Linked DNA regions of Homo sapiens: all the other regions are linked to region 2. A link is a contact called in ENCODE Hi-C or POLR2A ChIA-PET data. All regions are on one chromosome and are shown on one strand. The core of a region is the stretch at or near the end of the contact, and the rest is flanking DNA. Distances in the headings are between cores, read along the strand shown.

Region 1 (2,700 bases), core at 182-2,681, 300 kb before region 2:
GTCCTGAGCTCCTTAGGGGCCACAGGGGCTTCCCTCAACCTTGGACATCCCTGGCCCAGGCTTGCCCCAGGCATGGCCTGAGTCAGCTGCCCCTTCCACCTTCTCACCATCCCCTGGACTCCTAAACACCACTCTGAAAGGCAGTTGTATGTCTGGGGTGGGGAGTACTCTCCATCTCATGGACAGAGAAAGCGAGTCCCAGAGAGGTCTACTGACTTATCTGTGGCTTGGCCACACAAAAGGGGCAAAGCCCTGGGATATTGCCACTTCCCGCTTTGTACTTTCCTACTCAGTACCAAAGGGGGTCAGGGAACAGGGTACAGTACGGGAAATAAAAAGAAAAACAGAAAAGCAAAGCCTTCTCTGCTAATGAGGTATGGTGGGCTGGAGCATCAGCATGGGGCCAGATGGCGAGAGATTTCCCCTAATCTTTCTAGGAGGCCCCAGGGAACATCCTCACCAGTCTCCATCCATCCCTGATGAAATTCCTCCAACTCTCTCCTGCTGCAGAATGAGTGGTTGGACCCAAACCTATCTCAACATCACTGACTTATCTCTGCCCCAAGAGGATGAATCTTCCCCCACTGAAAAGACCAGGACTTAATATCCTTGTCAAGGAAGAAGAGTTGATGACAACATGTTTTCCTGTGGGCGGTCTGCTCCTGATTCCTGGCTCTTTGGACCTTCGCCAAGCTCCATCTTTTGTGCATTTGAACCAAGGTCTACTGTCTACATCAGTATCATCAGGACATTGCTGGCCAATGTACCCAGATGCTAGAATTTCATGGGTATTTCATAGCAGGGTCCCATATTCACTAACATTTTCAAACAAAGATGAGTAAACTGAAGGCACGATCCCAGTCAAGAAAGCCCACAGATGTCCTCCCAAGAGAGGTGCAAACGGTACCACTGCTTGTAGATTTACCCAGCACACATCTATGATTTCAATGTTAGTCTCTCTTTGGTCTTTGGCTGTCTAAATGTCATGGTGACTTTGCCAGGGCAAAAGGTGTGCCCAGAAAATTGCCACCCTGTCACAGTAGCCTGAGAGCAGGGTACCGAGTAGAACATATGCTCTGTATGGCTTTGTTTGCACCTCTGATTCTGCTATCTCACAAGCAGCAGGTTGGCGATTAACAAAATAGCAATAGCATCGAAGCCGGTGACAACTGCCATCATCACGGCAGTGACGACAGCTGTCACCAGGAGCCAGTGAGCCTGCTCCTTCCCACCCCCAGAGTCCCCAAATAGGCAGGAGCTCTGAGCATTTTAGGGAAACTTGGCCAATCATTTCCGTGAATCTTTACTGCCTGGACAGATTAAACCCAGGCCCCAAGTGGCTCTCCCAGTTGACAATTTTTCTTTCAAAAAGGCCGAAGTTGCTGTGAGCCAAGTTCTTGCAGCCGAATTCCTGGACACAGTTTCCAACAATTCCAATCAGCCAGCTCTGCGGTTGGGCTGGGATTTCAAGCTTGCCACAGTATGAAGTCCAGTTTGGGCTATATTCCCTTCCCTCTCGCAGCATGATGAAGGTTTCCCCGCAAAATCAAAAGGCTTACTGTCAAGTTTTCGATTGGTCTGGGCTTCGTGCTATCGTGTGTGGTGTGGGAAGGAATATGAATGTGGTGCCGGCTCTACCATGGGGCCTTGAGGCCTCGTCCAAGCCATCCAGGGACCTTATGAAAGTGGAACGGAACTCTTTTCATGTATATTCCAACTGCTGAAATTCCCCAGACACGCCACAGTGTGCAAACTCGGTGTAAAAAGAACAATGGCTGGATAAAAACCGAGGCGAGTCGGCCGAGTACGCTGAAGACAAGCCAGTGTTGCTAATGCAAGGGAAGCCAAGCCTGGATTCTCCCCCTCCTTCTTCACCTCTTCTTTTCTTCTTTTCTTTTTTCCTTTAGCACGTGGAACTTAATGAAAATAAAGTCACCGTGTTTCCAGGGCAGGAGGCTGCTCTTTACTTGAATAAAATGTACATGCAAATTCACTAAAGGAGGCTGGCACTTGGGAAAACACAGAGATGATACTCAGGGCTCAAACTGATGGATAGCATTTATGTCTCCTTTCTTTTTTTCTTAAACCATAGAGATAATATGTGTCTGTCTATATGCACGTACATGTGCACATATAAAACAGGGCTGTGCTAGAGCCAGTTCATACTGACTCCTGAGAGCCAACTGTGCGTTTCTCTTCCCAACTCCAGATTCAGCGAAATGATATTGGTAGACTGAAATTGGCCCACAGTGGGAGTATTTACACCACAGAAATCGGCAAAGGCTACAAAATCAAAATTCTGTTTTTTATCGGACAGTGAGTTATTAAATATTTACCAACTATATTGTAACTACATCTACTTTACTGGGGGTATGTGTGTATATAGATGTATAGAGGCATATATAGATATATACACATATATATTACATATATGCACCAGATACACAGAATACAGATGACATGCACGTACTTTTAACCTTTGTATACTCCCCTTAATCCATAACCTCTCTTTATTCTTCGAAAGCAATATGAAAACCATGGATCTAAGTGAATCTGTATGCTTTTATCATAAAAAAGCATGAAAAACCAATCTGCTCTTCCAAAATATAAAAGCAATCACTAAATTGATTCCTTTTTTTGCCAGGCATTAACTTTCTCCTATTACTGCAAATTTGCTGCACTTGTATTTTCTTCCAGCCC
Region 2 (2,700 bases), core at 151-2,650:
GGGAGGGGCTCTGCTGCCGGCGCGCGGCCTTTCCCCGGGGCCTCTACTCTCCAGGGGTCCCCTCGAGCTGGGGGCCCTCGCTGGAAATAGAAAGCAAAGCGTGGAGACGAAGGGATGGGTGTGTGTATCTATATATCTGCAGCTCCCCACAAACGCGCGCACCCCGGGGAGCCAGCACAGAAAGCCGGCCTGGGTGTCGAGGGTGCCGGTGCCCGGGGTCAGATCCAGGGTGCCGGTGCCCGGGGTCAGATCCGGGGCGCCCTCCGCGGAGGGGCGCGCACCGCGGCCGCTGAGCTCCCCTGAGGACCTGCGTCCCGCCGGCGCCGTGCAGACAATGAACTCCTGGCGGAGGCTCCCTGCCCGGTGGGCCTCGGTGGAGGAGGCAGGAAGTGCAGGGGCCCGGGCCGGGAGAAGGCCTGGGCAGGGGCGGGAGGGGGCGCCAGGCGGCCGGGGCGAGGGCGCGGCGCCCGGGGCGCTCGCCGACAGCGCCCGCCGCTCCCCGCGTCCTCGGGCGACCAGGCAGGGGCCAGAGAGAGCCAGCGAGGCCCGGGGCCAGCGAGGAGCGGTCGGCCTGCCGGGCGCCCGTCCTCGCCGCCTCTTCCTTCCTCCTGTCGCCCGCCCGCCGCCGCCGAGATTCGCAATCCCCGCCAAGTCGGGCCAGCACCCCTTGATTGGCCACACGGGCCCGGGCCCCGCACGGAGGGAGCGGCAAGGGCCCCTTAGCGGCGCCCCCAGGCCTGGGTCCCCCAAGGGCGACGGCGCCGAGTCCGGGCAGGGAGGGTGTCCGCGGCGTACCCCCTCCGCCGCCGCCGCCGCCGCCGCCGCCTCCGCCTCCTGCTCCCGGCTTCCTCCTCCCCCTCCTCCGCCTCCGCCTCCGCCTCCGCCTCCTCTGCCGCCTCCTCCTCCTCCTCTCGGCTCGCTCGCGCGGGTCCCCGGCAGCCAGCCCGCTCGCCGGTCCCTCCTCCCTCGCTCCCTCCCTCCTCGCTCGCTCGCTCGCGCCTCCGCCGGGCCTCGCTCGCTCACCTTTCACCGAGCGCGGCTTCGCCTGCTTCCGCCTGGACATGTCCGGGGCTCCGGGCGCTCCGTCGCCCTCCGCAGCCGGCTCCCCCCGCCGCCCCCCGCCGCTCCGGGCAGCCCTTCTCCCCCTTCTCCTCCGCCTGTCTCTTGGAAACTTTTTTTTTTGCAGCCCGGTTGGCGGCTGTGGGGAGCGGACCGCAGGTCCGGGGCGGCCTCCCTTGGGGGGGCAGCCCGGGCCGGCCGAGGCCGCTCGAAGGCGGGGGGAGGCCCGGGGGGCGCGCCGGGGCCCTGCCTGTTGCAATGCGGCAGTCCGGGGCTCCCGATCCAAGCGGCGGTCCCAGCGGCGCGGGGAGTCCGGAGGCCACTCGGCCGAGCCGAGTTATGCAAAAAAAAAAAAAAAAAAAAAAAAAAAAAAGCCGCCCCCCTCCTCCTCCCAACCCCCCGCCGGCCCCCGGCCCCTGCGGCCCCCTCCTTCCCTCCCCCACCCTACCGCCACCCTCACCCTCCTCCTCCTTCTCCTCCTCCTCCGCCCCTTGCCGGATTTTTGTGCAAAGTTTGCAGGCGTCCGGCCACGCAGCCCGGTGCGGAGCTCACAATGAACCCATCTGAGGAGGGGGAACGGGGCTGGAGTCGAGGGTATCTCAAGGGGGGAGGAGACCGGGAGGCGGTCGGGAGCGCGGAAGCTCAGTACCCCCCAGGAAAAAAAAAAAAAAGAAGCCTTCGAATTATCCCCTGCCGCACAAAAAAAAATAATAAATATTAATGGCTCAAAAATGCCCAAGCGCCTGGTTTGGAGATTATGATGGATGGGGGGCGGGGGTCCCTCAACTCAGCCTACTTGGAGGGGAGGCTCGAAACGGCCGCAGTGGCTCGGAAGCCGCGGCTCGGGGCCCCTGGCTCACGCCCCCTTCTCTGGCTCTCGGATCGGCCCGGCGCCGGCCCCCCGGAGGAGGAAGGGGCGCGCGGGGGCGCTCAGGCGGCGGCCGGCAGGCGCGCCCGTGCCCCGGGCATCGCTCAGCCCGTGCGCCGGGCCGCCGCTGCCTGCCCTCGGGCTGCGGTGCTCAGCGCGAGGCGCGCAGCCGATCCCCAGGCCGGTGCCAAGTCGCCGGCCCCGCTAGCTGCCTCCATGGGCCAGGGGCTCGGAGAGGGGGGAGGCGGCGGCCGCGGTGGCGGAAGAGGAGGACGAGCAGGCGGCGGCGGCGGCGGCCGGGCTCCCGTCCTCCTGGGCAGCGGCGGCGGCGGCTGCGCCCCGGCTCCTCCGCGCTCCAGCCGGCGCCGGCCCGCCCGCCAGCCTCCCTCGCGCTCCTGTCTTCTTTGTGGTCGCTGGCTCTCCTCCTCCCGATCCGGCTGCTGGGGCTGCACTGCAGAGACACATAATAAAGCCAGGCTTGGCTGGAAATGTAGCCGGGTCCCAGCAGGAGGATGTGAGGAGCGGAGTCCCGGCGGGGGAGCGCTCTGATCCCGTGGGGCGCCCCGCACTGCTCCGGCTCGGATCAGACGGAGAGAGGGCCAACAGCACCGAGCGATGGACAGCGCTGGAAATACAGCTCCGGCCGCCCGCAAAACCCGGACCGTGGTGGCGGCGGCGGCGGCGGCGGCAGGCACGGCGCGGGCGCGGGCACCGCACCAGCACGCGGGGCCGGGGCTCGGGCGCTGGCTGCACCGGGGGCAGGAGGAGGGAAC
Region 3 (2,700 bases), core at 147-2,646, 300 kb after region 2:
TCTCTATGCCATGTTGACGCGTGCCTATAGTCCTAGCTACTCGGAGGCTGGGGCAAGAGGATCGCTTGAACCCAAGAGGCCGAGCCTGCAGTGAGCTGTGAATGAGTCACTGAACTCCAGATGACAGAGCAAGAGTTAGTCTCGAAAGAAAGAAAAAGGTAGAGCGACACTTAGTTCTTTGATAGTTTTCCACTATTTGTCATAAAAACTTTCCAGGATATTGAGCTCCCAAAATGGAAGGCCAATATCAGGCATCAGGGACTTGTTCTGGACGTTGGACCAACCTTAAAGGGCCCACATAGAAGCTGTTCACTTACTTTCTTTTAGTCTCTTGATTTAAAATACTTAACATTCCCCTTTCCTTGGCTTTTTAACCACTGAGATTTGAAAGACATGCAAATAACGACCTAGTGGACAATCTTTGCTGATGCTAAATCTTCATTTTAGGATTAAAAGGTTTTGGGTTTTCTTAAAATTTAATGCTGAACTCAGAAGAGCTTTCTAAGGCTGTTGGTGCACCTTAGGGCAGGAGAGCGTCTTTGCTACGCCGCGCAGGAGTGTGTCTGCTTCTCTGTGCATCTACACGTGTTTGCGTGTCCCTGTAAAGTGGGTTGAGTGTGCGGCTGCGGCTTTCCGCCCTTGGCTCACACTCTCAGTCTTAGTGGTCTCCCCCAGGGCTATGCATGGGGTACAGGTTTCTGTGGCCTCAGGCCGGGGTGAGGGGTCCCCCACCCCGGCCAGGGCGCAGCAGGGCGGGGCACACGTAGCCGTGCAGGGTCTCGCGCAGCCCGCGTCAGGACCCCGGGGCACACGCTCGGGCAGGGGGCGTGTCCCCACGCCACCAGAAAAAGTGTTATAGGCTGTTTTTTTTTTTTTTTTTTTTTTTAAAAAGAAAGTGTTTTAGAAAGCAGGCAGAAGCCAAGACGTCAGGAAGGGTTGCGAGGGCCCGGGATCCGGCGGCCACAGGGATGGGAGGGGCGAGGAGCGAGGGGCGGAGTGGCACCTCCCACAACGCGCTCCCTGCGGGGCGGGCGGCAACCTCCATGCGGCCTCGTCCACGCTCAGCACCGGGGAAGCCGAGGCGGAGAAGCCGCGCGCGCCTCAGAAGCTCCCGGACGCCCAGGTACGTGGGAGCACTCCACAGATGGCGCAAGTACGGTTGGGCCAGGCGGTTGCGGCCCCGTCGCGCCGCGGCCTCTGTGACGCACGGCGAGGCCTCCCGGGCTGCTGCGCGGCGCAGCGGGGGCGGGGCGAGCGCGTGAGGGCGGGGCGGTGGGGGGGGGGGGCGGAGCGAGAGGGGCGGAGCCGGCAGAGGCCCCGCCCCGGGGCCGGAGGAGCGAGGACGCTACGGAGCAGGCGCGTCTCGCTGCCGCCGCTGCCGCCGCCGCCGCTCGCTCTTCTGTGGAGCCGCCGCCGCCGCCGCCGCCATTTGCACGGGGACCCCAGTGACAGGGGCTCGGCGGAGGGGCGGAGGGGCGGAGGGAGGGGGGGAGGGCCCGCGGAGCCCCCGAGGGCGGGAGCGACGCCGCCGGCGCCGGCCGGGCTCCCTGCGCGACCGCGCCGCCCGCGGCGGGCCCCGAGCAGCAGCAGCAGCAGCAGCGGCAGCAGCGGCAGCAGCAGCAGCAGCCGAGGCCGGGCGTGCGCCTGAGGCGGCGGCGGCGGCGGCCCTGCGGGCGGCCGGGAGGGGCGGGGGCAGCGGCCGCCGCCGTTTGATGGATCCGAGGATCGCCTGGTTTCAGCCAGAGCAGCTCGGACCGTCCAACAGTCTGTGGATGCAGATCTGGGAGACGACCCAGGGGCTGAGGAACCTCTACTTCAACCACCACTGTCACAGCAGCGGCGGCGCGAGCGGCGGCGGCGGCAGCAGCAGCAGCAGCAGCACGGCCACCGGCGGGAGCGGCAGCAGCACCGGCAGCCCCGGCGGCGCGGCCTCGGCCCCGGCCCCGGCCCCGGCCGGCATGTATCGCTCCGGGGAGCGCCTGCTGGGCAGCCACGCGCTGCCCGCGGAGCAGCGGGACTTCCTGCCCCTAGAGACGACCAACAACAACAACAACCACCACCAGCCCGGGGCCTGGGCCCGCCGGGCGGGCTCCTCGGCGTCCTCGCCTCCCTCGGCGTCCTCGTCCCCGCACCCTTCGGCCGCCGTCCCCGCCGCCGATCCAGCCGATTCGGCCTCGGGCAGCAGCAACAAGAGGAAGCGCGACAACAAGGCCAGCACGTATGGACTCAACTACAGCCTGCTGCAGCCCAGCGGAGGGCGGGCCGCGGGGGGCGGCCGAGCAGACGGCGGCGGGGTCGTGTACAGCGGGACCCCGTGGAAACGGAGGAACTACAACCAGGGAGTCGTGGGGTGAGTGCTGGCTCTGCGGCCCGATGGCCTGGCCGGTGCGAATGCGCAGCCGGGCACACGCCCACAGAGGGGGGTTGTGAGGGTCTAGGAGCGGCCACCCCCACGGCCTGCCTTCGCTGCTGTTGCACGGGGGTGCTGCTGGCCATCCCCAACCCCCCAGTCGTTCACACCTTTCCCCAAGCCTCCTTAGCCGTCCACACCCTCCGTCTCCTGTCCTCCCTTAGTCGTCCACACCTTCCTCCCCTCCCTCTTAACCGTCCACACCTTCCCCAGGCCCCCCCCTTTATCCATTCACTCTCCTCCCATCCCCCTTAGTTAAACACATCTACCCTTGACCACCACCCCGCCTC

What was found. A loop is a pair of places that touch in the nucleus more often than their neighbours do. ChIA-PET counts read pairs that join two places held with the same protein, here RNA polymerase II (POLR2A). Pooled maps may share reads with other maps.
Region 1: a map of psoas muscle shows a loop between it and region 2 (2.5-fold over the local background). The contact joins the enhancer-like site here to the promoter of ZNF423 in region 2. A Hi-C loop is called at or near these places in 7 of 168 maps with a recorded cell type or tissue (A673, IMR-90, chondrocyte and 4 more) and 12 of 50 pooled maps. POLR2A ChIA-PET finds 5 or more read pairs at or near these places in 2 of 52 experiments (HEK293 and IMR-90).
Region 3: a loop to region 2 is called in a map of prostate gland, with 3 times the contacts of the local background. The contact joins the promoter of TENT4B here to the promoter of ZNF423 in region 2. A Hi-C loop is called at or near these places in 1 of 168 maps with a recorded cell type or tissue (prostate gland), 1 of 37 single-sample maps with no recorded cell type and 14 of 50 pooled maps.

What each region holds. Positions count from the first base shown.
Region 1 is chr16:49,558,985-49,561,684 of GRCh38, forward strand. All of the region lies in intron 5 of ZNF423 (zinc finger protein 423), which reads right to left. Among named protein-coding and RNA genes, the nearest start is that of LINC02179, 94 kb to the left of the region's middle. Within about 2 kb of position 1,432, at least 5 of the 41 ENCODE cell types and tissues checked have a DNase peak (open chromatin) inside an H3K27ac peak, as active enhancers do; they include psoas muscle, where a contact is called at or near this core.
Region 2 is chr16:49,854,712-49,857,411 of GRCh38, forward strand. ZNF423 (zinc finger protein 423) reads right to left here and starts at 1,401. Exons shown (of 8, transcript NM_001379286.1): 1 at 1,024-1,401. The coding sequence starts at 1,063. RefSeq lists a silencer at 645-904.
Region 3 is chr16:50,151,910-50,154,609 of GRCh38, forward strand. TENT4B (terminal nucleotidyltransferase 4B) reads left to right here and starts at 1,397. Exons shown (of 12, transcript NM_001365324.3): 1 at 1,397-2,350. The coding sequence starts at 1,713. RefSeq lists an enhancer at 453-1,410 and silencers at 637-726, 947-1,116, 1,227-1,386, 1,617-1,716, 1,897-1,946 and 1 more.